Linked DNA regions of Mus musculus: region 2 is linked to region 1. The links are chromatin loops, found by intact Hi-C in ENCODE. Cell type or tissue: heart. All regions are shown on one strand.

Region 1 (8,000 bases):
TGTGGGTATTCTCCCAAAAGTCAGGGCTCCTTTATGTTAGTTAGTTAGTTAGTTAGTTAGTTAGCTAGTTAGTTAGTTTTGTTTTTGTTTTTGTTTTGAGATAGCACAGCTCTAGCTATTCTAGAACTCACTCAGTAGACCAGGCTGGCCTCGAACTCAGAAATCTGCATGCCTCTGCCTCCTGCAAGCTAAGATCAAAGGCATGCACCACCACCCAGCCACCTCTATTTTAAAAAACGTTTTGTTTATTTGCTTGCTTGTTTGAGACAGGCTCTAACTATGTAGCCTTGGTGGAGCATACCACCTCCCTCACGGGCCTAAATGCAGAGACTGAAGGTATGCATCACCATCCATAGATAGGTCCTTTGTAAACTACTCTCTCCTCAGTATCTTCTCCCCTCATCCTTTCCACCTTCCAGAATTTCTGCTAAATCTCCACACTTCCTCACCCCCGTTCTACCTGAGCTCTCTGTGTGTATCATGGAGACTGTTCCACCAGCCCCAGAGAGCTCTTCTCACAGCCCTTACTCTGTCATCACCACCTGATGCCCTGACAAGATCAGATTTGCCGGTTACACTTTTATGCCATCCTGTAATTTTCCTACATATTTTATGTTCTTTAATTATTTGCGAGAATTTGTGTAACATCTATCCTCCCTACCAGATTCTAAGCTCCAAATAAGTGGAGTCTATGGCTGTCTTTTTGAAGTGCTGGGGTTTAGTTTAAACCCTTGTACATGGTAGACCAGTGCCCTGCCACTGAACTACATCCCCAGCCCTGCTACATCTTTCTTCATCAAGTATCACCAGTACAAAGCACAGTACTGACACATGGCCAAACACTCCCTTGCTTACTCGTCGTTCAAATGACCAAGCCTCATTTTGGCTGTGACTTATTTTTCCTAAACAGGAATCTCAAGCCTCTAATTGTTCTTGTTTCTCTCTTAAATGTGACTCTTCTTTCCCGTGCATCGCCTCTAAAACCTTCCATACACAGAGAGACTCTTGCTCAGCTCTTTCCCTTCTATTGTTGGTCCCACAGAGCCATTCCAACTAATTCATCCACTGAAAGATTAGGCGACATTATTGGCAGTTCCTTGAACATGGCTAGTTTCCACATACAAGATGGGAGAATTTAATACAGAAGTGTCTTGAGTCCTTTCTGTCTAAAAATTCTTAATCTCCTAATATTATCATGCCTATTTGTTTCATAAGTGAGGAAATCATGTCTAATGAAGTTAAGTAATTTCTTACAGGTGAAAATACCACAGTTAGTCAGATTAAATGTGGCCAAACCCCAGCAATATGAACAAAATGTCGTAAACAGGCCTAGAAGATCGGAGATTAAATTCAGAGAAATGATGTAAGAGACCGGCTGACTCCCCATTAGAGATTTTTTTGGGTGTTAAAGGGGAGGGGAGATCAATATCAACCCATAATTCTACACATCCCCAGCAAATATATGCTTTGGTAATGAAAGTAAAATAAATATTTCAGACATAAATAGTTAACTCTTCATATAAAAGAAAACTGGGAGAACTTCTTAACCGCTAAAAGTAAAATAAAAACTAAAGTGATAGAACTGATTTGGAGAATAATACCAGATAGAGGCTCAGAATTTCATGAAGGGATGCAGAACATAGGAGGCAGCAACTCTAGCATGTATCAAGAATGTGCCTCCCAGAATCCCCGCCAGGGATAGCCCTTGCTCCTATGACTGAGAGCAGTAAGTAGACAGCCTTCATTTTTCAGAGACTTCAAAGGACGGTTTGGTTTCTTTGCTGAAGATCAAGCCCTTCCCCAGGCCGCCCACCTAACAACTGAATATGGCAGAGATATAAATGACCAGTGTTCTGATCAGTGAAATCTCTCAAAACTCCAGCTTACTCGGCTCCCCACTGTGCCCAATGACAGTGGTGACCGAGATGCAGGAATGTCTGTACACAAAACCCCAATCTAAGTCTGACTCCACACCACACTAAGTGCTGATGACCACAGCATCAACAGTTCAGAGCAGCAGAGATGCTTAAAGAAAATCGCTTCTTCCTAAATGGAAGAACTGCCAGTTGTGTCTCCGTGCTGGCACTTCTCTAGGGCACTTCCCCTAAACACACACAAGATTGTGTTCTCAGAACAAATGGAGCCTAGCTTTTCAGACATGCAAGGCATCTAAATTTTAGGTATGAAAACCTTGAAATCTTTGCTTAGCGTCAACGCATGAATGACATCAGTTCTTGGGGAAGAATGAAATGAGTAGATCATAGTCAACTCTCATAAAAACTTCATGTATTTGTGATATCTATTGTTTCTTAATGTGATGGATGTTGACTGCTTCTTAGGGAGTATTAGCATCACTCAGTCCAAAGCTACATGACACCCTCCGGCCTGCTCTCTAGACCCAGTCAGGAGCTAGCAAATCAAGGGAGAGGACACAAAAGCTCGCTGTGCACTGATAACATTTTAACGACTGCATAGATTAATTCTTCAGTCACAATAGAAAGTCAGATGATCACTGGATGGCTTTGTTGGGTAGCAACATCAGCTTACATTCACCTGGTCATACTGAGAAGTTAGTTTATCACAGTGAGTACCTTCATTGATTCCACCTTGTTCTAGCCATTTTGAGCTGGCCTCACCTAATCTAAGATCTGTATCAACTAATTTCTCAAGCTCAGAACATTTCTTTCCTTCTAGTTAAGGCTAAGCATAGTCCCTGTAGGTGATATTGTCTCCTTTCCCATCTCTTCCTAGAACTTGCTCGCTGTTACACAGAGATAGTTATGGCTCCCCAGACTGAAGACAAACATTTCTAGTGCTTCATCTCTCATTTGCCCGTCTGTCTTGCCTTTGAGGGAACATCTGCTTTCTATATGGTGCGCAAACTCTAGATCTTTCTGTTCTCCCCAGGGTGGATAGGCATGTCCATCCTTCATGTCCTTCCTCTACAGTTCCCTTCGCAGCCACGAATGCCATAGCACAGAACCTTCTACTACTTCAACTCCTAATTCAAGCTTTCCAAAGTGTGACTGCCAATCAACAGGATCCCTCTGTCACATTCTCCAAAACTACTGCCTGAGATTATTGCTTCTCCTTACAAGCTAATAGACGGCCTCACCATCAACTGCACAATATCCATATTCTCTCCCTGTTAACGAGCCTCAGAAAGCAGCCTCATCCTTTATTATATTATTATTATTATTATTATTATTATTATTATTATTATTTAGCACATTGTTCGTGCAAGCTGGATCTCATTGTCTCACAGAACCTCCGGGTCTCTCTGTTCGGTGACACACCCTGCCTCCCAGTTTCCTTCTCTATCTATCTTCTTTATCTGTCTGCCAAAACATGTGGGTCAGGGCCCACTCTTCTATAACACTCTGTCTCAAACACCCCCCCAAAAAAACTAACATTCTCAACACACTATGGTTTTAATATTCCTCACATTTTTTACTTCAATATTTTCTGACTTACAATGTTCCTTAAGGATTTCTTTTTTTTTTCATCTCCCTCATTTAGATTGCTGGGAACTTTTAGTCAGCATTCTTGCACATGAGACACACACACACACACACACACACCTCTTAGTATTCTTATTCGCCAGAATCTTGAACATTAATGTCCAAAGGAAAACACACCTATGTGTTATGCTAACTGGCAAATGTATAGTTAGCACAAACTTTAAAAAGGAAGAAAGGGGTTAAATCGATGAGGCCTGTTCCTTGCTTTTCTGATGTGGCATTTAATCTCTATAGGGCTCAGTGTGTCTCCTCCTGTTGGTACCTGCCCCCTAGTGGAAGGCAAGGAAAATGAGTCAAAATTCTTTTAGGGAAGAAAACAGTAGAGGATTGTTGGTTCCTTTTTCTTGTTAGCAACTCATATTGGCAAAACCAGCAACTTCAATAAAAGGTGGGGTGATCTCAATCAGGACATGAAACTATAATTTGAACATAAGAACTTTGAAGACAATGGGACAAAATAAGGAGAAAGAAAAGCCACAGTCTGTGAACATGGAGGTCGTTCAGCCACGCACAAGATTAGATTCTTGTTAACTTCCCCTCGGGTGCTTTATTAAATAAACACCACAGGGTTTGAAGTTTAAAGTAAAATTTAAAAGTAAATAGGCAAAACAAGAGCATTCTATCTATCACTCACCCTGATGCCCTGCCCTCTCTCCTGTGCGAATGGATCTTACACAGAGGGAGCTACTCCTGTCGGCAGCAGCACTAAGCGAAGCCATAAAGTCTCAGCCCTGGCTGGCTTTCAACTCACAATCCTAAGTCATTCTTGGTGAACTTGTCATGTCAAAGCATGTGTATAAAGAAGTAATTTACTGATTGGCATTCTAAACGTTTGATGATTTTCTGATGCCAGCTTGGATTTCAGAGACTTGGAGAACGTAGTGTCTCCAATGCACGCCTTTAATCCCAGCACTTGGAAGGCAGAGGCAGGTGGGTTTCTGAGTTCAAGGCCAGCCTGGTCTACAAAGTGAGTTCCAGGACAGCCAGGGCTATACAGAGAACCCCTATCTGGGGGAGGGGGGGTGGGGGGGGGAGGACCTTTCAGCTTTCAAAATTCAAACTCTGCTATGTTTCCATTTTGTTGCTTTTTTGTCTGATCTACTAATACACAACCTGACACAACCTGACTGGGCTTTCCCTGTCAAATTGATCCTGCACAGACTTTAAAGGCTTTCTAGAGAAGCCCAACTACTGAAAGACTCAGGACACTCCCCCCCCCTTCAAATTATAAACAAATAATTAGCTTAGCGTTTTCAGCTGTGCTACAATGGGTGCCTCTCAGTGAAAAGCAATCCGGGTAAACTGCACACTCCAATGTTTTGTGGTGCTTATGGAAATAAGTACTGCGGACAAAGCACTTCACCGCCCTAAGCTTAGGTTCTAGCTATGTGAAACGGAGCTTTCTTCCATCCTGACCTCAATGGCTTGCTATGCACATCAAAAAGAACAGATAACTGAAAATTCTCAGCAGAAGGGTGCAGTGGTGGATCATAGTTATCTTACGTGTGCTCACCAGTAAGACTATCATGTGATGTTCTCTTTCTGGAAGATAGACCAAAATGTGATTTTTAAAGGAATTCTGGTGAAAGGAAAGAAATACCGTGTCTCCTTTAAATTGTTAAACTATACATTTCAGAGCTAAGTCTGTTGTTCCCTCGTAGCTACTGCAGCTACTAAAAGTGAAACATGAAAAAGCCTCCTACACGAACTCCCACCACCCTTCTACAGTGAAATCAGGACACCCGCACGGTAGCCCCAAATTCTATTGAACTCCTACAAAACTGCAGACATTGAGGCGTGCACCTCCTGATTCAGAAAGTGACTCCTGTAGCCCACATATCTTCAAGATAAAGGCAAATATACATCACAGATACACCAGTGTAACTGTATGTGTAAAGCCTGCAGTCACGAAAAGTGTCAGGAAAAAAAAAAAAAGATACGTTCCCAACTTACACTGTTGGCGAGGGAGACCAGAGATGATAGCTGGTTGTTGGTTTGGTTTTTGGTTTTTGGTTTTCCCCAAGAAGAAGATACAGAGACCCCCATGTCATTTTGATTGCTATGAATATGTGTTTAATTTATCCTGACCTGTCCTGAAGGGGGAGGGGAGATGAGGAAGCGACAGTGGAGGACATTATAGAACACAAAGCAAAAATAAATCAGACAAAGCAGAAAGTAGAGGTGACAAGGTAACCCATATCTGGAGCAACCCTTATCTCTACAACAGAAATTGGCTTGCGTTACCCAGCGAAAAGGGACAAGGCTTAAATGCTGCGCAGAACAGGTCTCTCCTCCCTTAGTCATTCTCCCCACCCACACCCCCCAAAAAATTTCAGACTCACCAGCCACAAAGACCCCCCATATTAAGAGCACTGCTAGGGCAGAAGTTCTCCAAAAGCAAAACATTTCGGTTTTCTGGTTTTCCGCCGCTCACTCGGTACTTTTTCTCCTCAGAGGTAAGGGAGCAGCAGTGACCATAACCCGGATCCCTCTTCTCTCGGGTTGGCTTCTGCGTGGTAGCGCACCTCTTAACCCATCCGCAGGGAGCAGCCCCGTCCTGCCTGCCAACTCCTTCCACTCGCGTGCTTTAGTCTGGCTTGGAAGAGAAGAAACTTCTCTGGGACTTGACACAGCAATGGATTTCCTGTGCAGAACCGTGAAGCAAAGACAGAGGAAGCTGACTGAGTGGGTTACTTTCAGCCCATTGGCTCTTTCTCTTCTCCTGCTGCTCACAGATAAACTGTACAGTAAGGCTCTGAACATGCCCAAGACAGATGGATGTGTCTAAACCTCCATTCAAAACTGAAGAGGGTTATCGATCGATTTTCGCCGCGTGCTTGTAAATTTCCTAACCACAATGAATTTCTGGAAAGTTCTCCAATATAATAATAATAATAATAATAATAATAATAATAATAATAATAATAGTGTGTATACCCTTCCTCAGTCTTTAATGCAGAATAAATATTTCTACTTGAAAATGCCATGGTGAGATTACTATCTAGTCTGGAACCCCACACATAATGCTGGGAGCATCAAATGCGTTTTTCTATTATTTTCTATTATTTCTATTATTACCCTAACAATCCCAAAATGAGAGGCTTAAACACAGCACTAATGCACTGCCCGGGAGTCAAAAGTCTGAACGTCATGATATGGGATTAAAATCAAGGCGTAGCCAGGCCTTTGCTTCTTCTGGAGACACGACCTTTTCCAGCACCCAGATGTCTCTGCGCTCTAGCCTGCGGCCATCGGACATCATTCTAACCTGTGTTCCATTGCCATAGCTGATCGCCTGATGATGACCCTTCTGCCTTCCTCTTACAAGGTCCTTTGCGATTAATTTGTCCAATGAGCATTGTCTGTTCATCCGAAGATCCTTAATTTAATTACATTCACATAGTCCCTTTTGCCACATCAGTGAACGTTCAGTCGCAGACCTCTGTGGGAGGCTCAGTACTGAATTTCCATTCTCTTTGACTTTCGAGGAGTTAGGTTGTTGTAGTCACAGATAACCGCCTTTGAGTTGTCATAGATCTGAGAGTCTAACTTCCCAGAAAAATTCTGTGTAATGTTACTAGTTAGTATAAACTTAGATTACAGTTGAGAAGAAGGAAAAAAAAAAAAAAAACCAAAAAACCTCTGTGGTAAGAATTTCCTACCCCTGAGCAAAATGCTCCAGGAAGAGGAAGAAAACATTGTCAACAGGAAAAAAAGATAAAACAGCACGAATTTTCAAAGTTAGCAATTCCCTCTTCCCTCTTGCCAAACATTAAACTCTATATATTACCCTCCTCCACCTCTCAAGCTTTCTCAGTGCACCATTCTGATTCAAAGGAACAAGGAGATAAGATCCTTAAGAGAAAGAAAGACTTGAAGACATGTCATTTAAATTTAAATACTGTTTTTCCATCACAAGAAGCTGTTGACACTGTAGGTTCTGAGGACAATCTGAGCAGTGCTTAATTCTCTGCCAAGCAACCTCAATGATACTGGTTCATTTTCTTAGCTGTGTCTGTATTTCTTTTCTATTTGATATTATAATGGCATGAGCTTTTGTCCATGTCATCAAAAAGTTTTGATGATCAGGGGAGCGAAATGGCTTAGTAGGTAAAGGTGTTTGCCACACAAGCCTGTAGACCTGATTGCAGTCCCCAGCAACTACATCAAAGTAGAGTGAGATAACATAGCCAGCCTTCACATTTGTACGATGGCATGTACATGTACACACACAAACATACACACACACACACACACAGCAGAGAGAGAACAAATTCTTTAATTTTGTTTTTCTTTTTTTTTTTATTCTTCTCTTCATTATTTATTTTTGAGATGGGATGGACTCAAACTTTCTGTGTATCCACGGATAACTGGGAACTCCTGGTTCTCCTGTCTTCACCTCCCCAATGCTGAGATTATACTGTGCCATGTGCTACCACAGTTAGTTTATGTGGTCCTGGGGATGAACCCATGGTTTCA
Region 2 (8,000 bases), 260 kb before region 1:
GTTGGTTGACACCATGACAATTATCGATTTTGTTATTACCTAAAATACTTTTTAACCTACATAAATATTCTACTACTCTCTCCCTCCCCTCCCTCCCTCCCTCCCCTCCCTCTCTTATAACTCATGACCACAGCCCTCAGATCACACACACACACACACACACACACACACACACACATCCCACCACCACCACCACCACTACTTCTTTCTATATTTCAGCTTCCATCATCAGACATGTCTTCAAATCCTATATTTTGTGGAACTCTTGCATGCATGAAGGCACCTAAACAGTTTTCTCTCCTGACAATATGCTCTATGCCAATTTAGATTGTATCATGGGCAAAAAGCCTGGGAAGGAATGAGGAGGCCATTTCTTCCCCCCTAAAAGTATTCTTTCTTCCCAATGGCTAAGGCAGAACCCATCTGAAATGAACTTCATATGGTCTATTTTCAAGAGAAATTCAGAGAATTTCTTTTTTTAATTAGATATTTTCTTCATTTACATTTCCAATGCTATCCCAAAAGTCCCCCCTACCCCCCCAACCCCCCTACCCACCCACTCCCACTTCTTGGCCCTGGCATTTTCCTGTACTGAGGCATATAAAGTTTGCAATACAGATGGGCCTCTCTTTTCAATGATGGCTGACTAGGCCATTTTCTGATACATATGCAGCTAGAAACACGAGCTCTGGGAGGGGGGGTACTGGTTAGTTCATATTGTTGTTCCACCTATAGGGTTGCAGACCCCTTCAGCTCCTTGGGTACTTTCTCTAGTTCCTCCACTGGGGGCCCTGTGTTCCATCCAATAGCTGACTGTGAGCATCCACTTCTGTGTTTGCTAGGCCCCAGCATAGTCTCACAAGAGATAGCTATATCTGAGTCCTTTCAGCAAAATCTTGCTAGTGTATGCAATGGTGTCAGTGTCTGGAGGCTGATTATGGGATGGATCCCCGGGTATGGCAGTCTCTAGATGGTCCATGGAAGGAGTTACAGAGACAAAGTTTGGAGCAGAGAATTTCTTTATGACCAGACCTGGGAGCAGAGAGTCCAGAGTGACCTAAAACCCTTCCATTTTTCTTTAGTTCAAAGGACCTCGGTGTTGAATTTTCTAGGCCTTCACATTGCAAGCAGAGTAGAGTAAAACAACACAAATATGTTACTTTACACCTCTGAATGACAGAGTCTACAATGGGTCTCATTATGCTTAAATTAAGTACAGAAAATCCAGCTTCTTGTTTCTCAAGGCCACTGGCATTTCTTGAATTCTTTCTACATATCCAGAGTGAGCAGTGCAGTAAGTTCAAATCTCTTCTTCCTATCTATCTATCTATCTATCTATCTATCTATCTATCTATCTATCTATCTATCTCTGAGAACACCTATGACCCCCTTTTCACTTCAAAAGGTCTTTGTGGTTATCATGAAACCCCAAAATACATCTTGAGAGATACATTGGTTTGACTTATATCAAGATGGCTAGTCAGAGAAACTGCACACCACTACATAGTCAGTGATATATCCTGTCTGCCCAGAGAAGATTTTTTTGGAGACTGGAGTCTGAGAGTTGGCCTTGGAATACTTCATCTGTAGAAGGAGATTGCTTTGTTCTTCGTGCACACCCCATTCCACCCTCGAAGTCTTAGGTCACTTCCATTGCCCTGGAAGCTAAAACTTGTCTCTTGCTTAGCTCTGGATCAGATTGGGCCACCATGGCCTCTTTGGATCTTGTGCTGAATTCATGTGCTTCCCATGTTTAGTGTATAAGTTCGTATGTTCTTCTTCCCTAATGCGCTACACAGACCCAAGGTGGGGGGGAGTGAATATAAAACTACCCTACTTTACACTGGTTCCTCTTGGATAACCCAATAAATGTTTTGTATCTTAAAGTCAATAGATTAGTAAACTTAATTCTATCTTTAAGCTTTAAAACCTCTTATTTTTCTCACCTTATAAGTAGCTTTCTTTAAAGATGTGGCTCCTGATGGGTTGACCACAGTCCAGTGGATGTCTTCACAGTCATTAGCATAAGTTGAACTCAGTGGGTTATTAAAATAAGGAGATGTGAAGTTAGGAGGTTGAAGCATGAACCTAGGAGGAGGTGAAGTTGGAGAGAGGGTGCATATGGACAAAACACATCATATGAATGCATGAATTCTCAAAGAATTAAGACAAACACAACATAACTAACAACAAATCTGTAAGTCCTATCCTCTGAGAGGTGAAGTTGAGTCCAACGTTTCACAACCACTCTTGTTTGGCAGCCGGTGAATTAAATTGTTTCTTTTCAGCAGAACTTTTATTGTTGAAAGACGGTTCTATTACAGTTCATTGCCTGATAGCTATTAAATAGTTCTACATCAATGAACAAGTTCAGTTTTGTATTGATGATTGCCTATGCCTATGTTTGTTTTTCAGATTCTCTTTAAATTGATCTTAACATCTTACTCTTTCCTTAATTTTTATGTAATTCATTATTTGAATCTTTGTGTTCATTATATATTGAGACTCAATCTCACCACTTGTCCTTGCCTAGCCTTGAATTTGTTATGTAGACTAGATTACCCACAAATGTTCAGAAATCCTCCCATGTCTCCCAAGTGTCAGAATCCCAGGGTGTGTCGGTTTTACCTTTAAAAGTTGATTTTAACATCCTTGAAATCACCCAGCAACCAAAAACTACCTGTCAATCACCAGGAGCTGTAAGCTTTCTTTGTGGTACATTCCAGCAAACAATAATTTTGTGAGTGTTAGTAGAAATATCCCCTGAAAGGAAGGTTTCATTTTAAAATAAACTGAAGAGATATTTTATTTACCAATCCCCCTTTGGTGTCTGTTTTGGGTGTAAATATTCTTTAGAAAGTCTTATTCTAGGCTCTAGGATCCTTGTGAACTGTTGACAGATCCATGACCGAAATCTTCATACAATACCGAGCTCATATCAGGAAAGATATTTATTGTCTTAATTCTTTTCAATTAACTTTACAACCTCAAAATGTCCTTAATTATTTGTGGTTAAAGTATGTGAATCCAGTTGGGTTGCAGGTAGGCTTTAAACTGTCCAAGTGTGAGTATAAAATGAAGAACCTCAAAAACTAATTTTCAGTGTCTGATACCACAGCTTCCTTGTAGCTAAGGGCCCAGAAGCTAGTGGTTAAATGACCTTTAAGGGGCCATCCATTGTCTGTTGCTATCAAGTGAGGTACACGCTGCTTTTTATGTGTAATATGACCATCTTATTACAACACAAACCAAACCACGGAGATAAAAGGACACTTGTTCAATGTATACAGCACAGGAATCGTTGCATCGTCACTGAGGCCCATGTGGCAGGAAGCGACATGAAACACAGGCACCCAGGCCCTTATCTGATTGGGGCCAGGCACCACAAGTCAGAGTTCAGAAGTTTAGTATTTTAGAGAAACTGACAGGTCATGTACTTTACACCGCTCCTAGTAGGAAGTGTGTACCCTGACATGCCTACATTACTATACATTATAATGCTTTTAGATTATTATAATATACTACAGTCTTGATGGAAAACTGGGCTATGTCTTGTTACTCTAAAGTATGAATATGTCTATCATAAAAAAATAAGGTATTTGGGGAGATGGAGAGTTGGCTCAGCATTTACAAATGCTTGCTCTCCAATCATGATGACAGAATGGGATTCTAGCACCCACATAAACAGCTTGGCTTTCTGCAAAGGTGCGTGACTCAATCCCTGAGGGAATCTAATAATCTCTTCTACCTCTACATGCCAGTGCTCATACACATACACACACCTACTCACATGAGCACACACAGACACAAATACACACAAATAAATTAAATTTCATTGTGAAATATAAAGTATTTTGCTGTCAAATGAATCTTGAAACAGCTTCCATGGTCAGCACTGAGGATTCTGGCTCCTTGGTTTTAGACTTGAGCAGTCCACTTTCTTTCTTTCATTTATTTATTTATTTATTTGGGTATTTATTTCATTTACATTTCCAATGCTATCCCAAAAGTCCCCCACACGCTCCCCCACCCACTCCCCCACCCACCCACTCTCACTTCTTGGCCCTGTCGTTCCCCTGTACTGAGGCATATAAAATTTGCACAACCAAAGGGCCTCTCTTTCCACTGATGGCCGACTAGGCCATTTTCTGATTTATATGCAGTTAGAGACACGAGCTCCGGGGTACTGGTTAGTTCATATTGTTGTTCCACCTATAGGGTTGCAGATCCCTTTAGCTCCTTGGATACTTTCTCTAGCTCCTCCATTGGGGGCCTTGTGCTCCATGCAATAGCTGACTGTGGGCATCCACTTCTGTGTTTGCTAGGCCCCAGCATAGTCTCACAAGAGACAGCTCTATCTGGGTCCTTTCAGCAAAATCTTGCTAGTGTATGCAATGGTGTCAGCGTTTGGAAGCTGATTATGGGATGGATCTCCGGATATGGCAGTCTCTAGATGGTCCATCCTTTCATCACAGCTCCAAACTTTGTCTCTGTAACTCCTTCCATGGGTGTTTTGTTCCCAATTCTAAGAAGGGGCAAAGTGTCCACACTTTGTTCTTTGTTCTTGAGTTTCGTGTGTTTAGCAAATTGTATCTTATATCTTGGGTATCCTAAGTTTCTAGGCTAATATCCACTTATCAGTGAGTACATGTGAGCAGTCCACTTTCTAACTAGTGCAGTTTTGGGTCACTCAGGGTAGAATAGATTTAGCCCCTAGGGGGAGCTCCAGGCCTCTGGTTCCATCTCATTGCTGCCACGCCCCTCATATCAACCCATAGGCCAAGGCAACCATCCAGGCATGCCAACAGTAGCTTTTAGTGGACCACCCCCAAAAGACTGCAGTCTCTTTACTGGTGTATTGTTTTTGTTTGTTTGTGTCGAAAATCTTTCTTCTACACATATGGCACGATGGATGGCCAGGAAATTGATTGTTTCCTGGCTCATTTTAGATACTAATGTCCCATAGAACTTAAGATGTTGCAGGCTGCCTCTCCCCTTTCCTTGGTAGGGAGGCTTTTGTGTCTTCCTTCCTTGTCATCAGCGTGGTACAACAGTGAAGTCAGAGGCTCTGACTTGAACTCAAAGAGGTGCCGGGATGTGGGGGATACGGGGTGTTGGATGTGGGGGTTGGGGTGGAAAGCCTTCACTAAATGAAGCAGACACCTCTGCATGCTTTGCCTGTCTTGTCAGGACACACTATTGAACTTTAGGGTAAAAATTTACATAACCAAACTTGAATTGCTGGCCTTTCCCTCTACGGTTGTTTCCCACATGAATTTTGGGGGGAGAGATGGCTATAGCAAGGTTATTTCCTAGTTCCCCACACACTGTCTCCTCATTCAAAAACAACTTTTAAACTATAGTTGGGGCTGGAGAGATGGCTCAGCAGTTGAAAGTACTTGCTGTTCCTGCAGATGACCCAAATTCAGTTCCCAGGACTTACACGTGGACTCCCAACCATCTGTAACTTCAGTTCTAAAGAACCCAATGCCCTCTTCTGGCCTCTGAATCAGGCACATATATAATACACATACACATGGGCTGGCAAACACTTGTACACATATAATGATTTTAAAAATTCATCATTTAAAACACACACTTATCTAACATTTATACTCACTAATCAGTTGTTGAAAATAAAAGAAACCTCGTAGAGAAATTACATTAAACAGAGAATTACTTATTGGCAAGGGTATTTCTTGGATCACTTTCAAGGATATGAATCTTTATAAATTTTTTTTTTTGAGATTTGGTCTTGATCTGTTGCAAAGGTTATCACCAAATTCACGTTGTAGTCTCGTTATGATATTAATCATCTTGCTGTAATCTCCTGAGTGCTTAGATTAGAAGCATATACCATGTGCAAACACTTCACTGAAGTACCCAAATTTTTATAAATACTCCAAATCTTTTAACTTGAACATTTTAGACCTCAGAATATCAGTTTATGTAACTGAGAAGTTAAGTATCTTTTCGTTAAAGATTTGTTTATTTTAAAATTTTTTGTGTATACATTTTCTGCCTGCATGCATGTTTGTGAACCATGTATGTACCTGGTCCCCACTGAAGAGAGAAGCCATGTGATAGCCTGGAAACGGAGTTACAAATGGCTGTGAGGTGCTATGTGGGTGCTGGGAACTGAACCTGGGTCCTCTGATGTTAATTTTAAAACAGAATCACTAAATATGGCTTAGGAAGTTCAAGTATTGAACTATGTGCTAATAAATAAACAATATTCCTGTTTTGGTTTCTTCTCTGTTCCCGTCTTAAAACACTGACCAAAAGCAAATAAAGGGTTTATCTGGATTACAGCCTATAGTATATCACCGAGAAGCCAGAGCAGCAACACAAGACAGGAACCTGAAGGCAGAACCTGAAACAAGCCATGGAGAAATGCTGCTTACTGGATTGACCGCCACAGCTTGCTCAGCTTGTTTTTTTATATATCCCAGACCCACTTGCACAGGGATGGCATGGGCCCCAGTGGGCTGGACACTCTCACATCAACCATCAATTAAGAAAATGGCCACAGACACGCCCACAGGACAATCTGATGGAGGCATTTCTCACCTGAGTTTTCCTCTTTTCAGCTTACTGTGGTTTTTGTCAACCTGACGATAACTAAGCAGCGCAATTCCCAATCAGGAAAATAAACAAACCCATGCACACGTGCACTTGCCTAGGTGTGCACTCTCTTGCTTCTGATTACATTTCAGCCCTTAACTCCTTCCATTTACATCTTGAACTTGTTTGCTTTTATACTTTCTATGTGGTCACATTTATAGAAATCTTTTGGTTTTTTTTCTGAAGGCAGTTCATAGTGTCCATTTACACCGTACCAGCTTAGCTTCAGAGGGTAACTTTGCACCCACATTGAATACACACACCCCTGAACAATTGCAATGACATAGGCATCAGCCAATAAAGACAGATGCTGGCTTCCAACTGCAAATTGCACGGTGCTAGGCCACACAGTTAAAGTCCCATCGTGGTAGGTATACCTCTTGTAAGAGTTTATTGATTCTATTTCAGCCTCTATTACTGTTCCATACTTGGCTCAGTTGTGAATGCATCTTCACACAGCCCTAAGGGCACAGTCAGAGAAAACATGTGTTGCAGTAATAATGAATCAGAAGACAGAAGTATAAACTAAACTGATGCTGATGCCTTCTGAAGTACATACAGGAAGGAAGGAGCTATTCTCTGTGGAAGCTGATAATCTGCCTCTGAAAGACAGGGTGTGGCCTCTAAGAACCTGTTCTTGTAAAACAGACCAGACTTACAAGGCTGCATCAAGCCTCCAGCTCAAAAAGAATTGCTGCTAGCCTCTTTCAAATTTTCCTTTCTAGAAAGCACCAAAAAGGTACTTCTTAAGCTTACTGAGTGTAACCTCCTGCTGTAGCAACATAGGAACCCAAAAATACACATTTCATTCAAATATCTTGGAGCTTTCTGAACTGTGGACTACATGCTTTTAGTACATGGCATGGATTATCTAACTTAGAGGTCTGTTCTGTACACATGAGTTCATAATACCACCTCTTCACCAAGCAGGAAAATCTACATATGGCTCTATCAGACACCCTAACTATCAGGGGAGAGAAAGAACTGAGACCATAGAGTCAGTACAGGAAGTTGCAGACAATAGCAAAGCTACACACAGACTTAGAAGAATGGTCTCTGAACAAAACTGGGGCAACTCAAAGCTGCCACCCTAACTGTTCTGCTGACTTATAAGGATGACCAGGCACTGTCACAACTTCCATTTCAAAAGCACATAATATTGTCACCAGGAAAATATTAAAACAACATTCTACTCTATGCAGGGGAAATATAGGCCACTTCACCTCAACAATACTTAAAGCATATAGAAGGGTTTTCTGATGGATATGAATGTAACTTAGTGGGGGAAAGTTGGTGGTCTCATTGGTTGGCCATTTTCTGTTCTGTAAAGCATGGGCTGGCTGGTGTTAGATAAAATCCCCCCTTCCTAGGTCTCT

What was found. A loop is a pair of places that touch in the nucleus more often than their neighbours do. Peaks named below come from ENCODE experiments on the same cell type or tissue, not always from the same donor. Only the 100,000 strongest peaks of a DNase experiment are listed, where the experiment ranks them.
Region 2: it touches region 1 in a loop (4-fold over the local background); 19 of 42 quality-filtered maps call a loop at or near these places.

Annotation. Positions count from the first base shown.
Region 1 is chr16:44,763,936-44,771,935 of GRCm38, reverse strand. Cd200r1 (CD200 receptor 1) reads right to left here and starts at 6,200. Exons shown (of 7, transcript NM_021325.3): 1 at 5,864-6,200. The coding sequence starts at 5,927. In heart, a CTCF peak has its summit at 3,795 (motif pointing left); a DNase peak (open chromatin) is centred at 6,115; H3K4me3 peaks cover 378 bases.
Region 2 is chr16:45,020,847-45,028,846 of GRCm38, reverse strand. It overlaps a transcript of Cd200r3 not described here. Among named protein-coding and RNA genes, the nearest start is that of Ccdc80, 69 kb to the left of the region's middle. In heart, a CTCF peak has its summit at 4,717 (motif pointing right); a DNase peak (open chromatin) is centred at 4,756.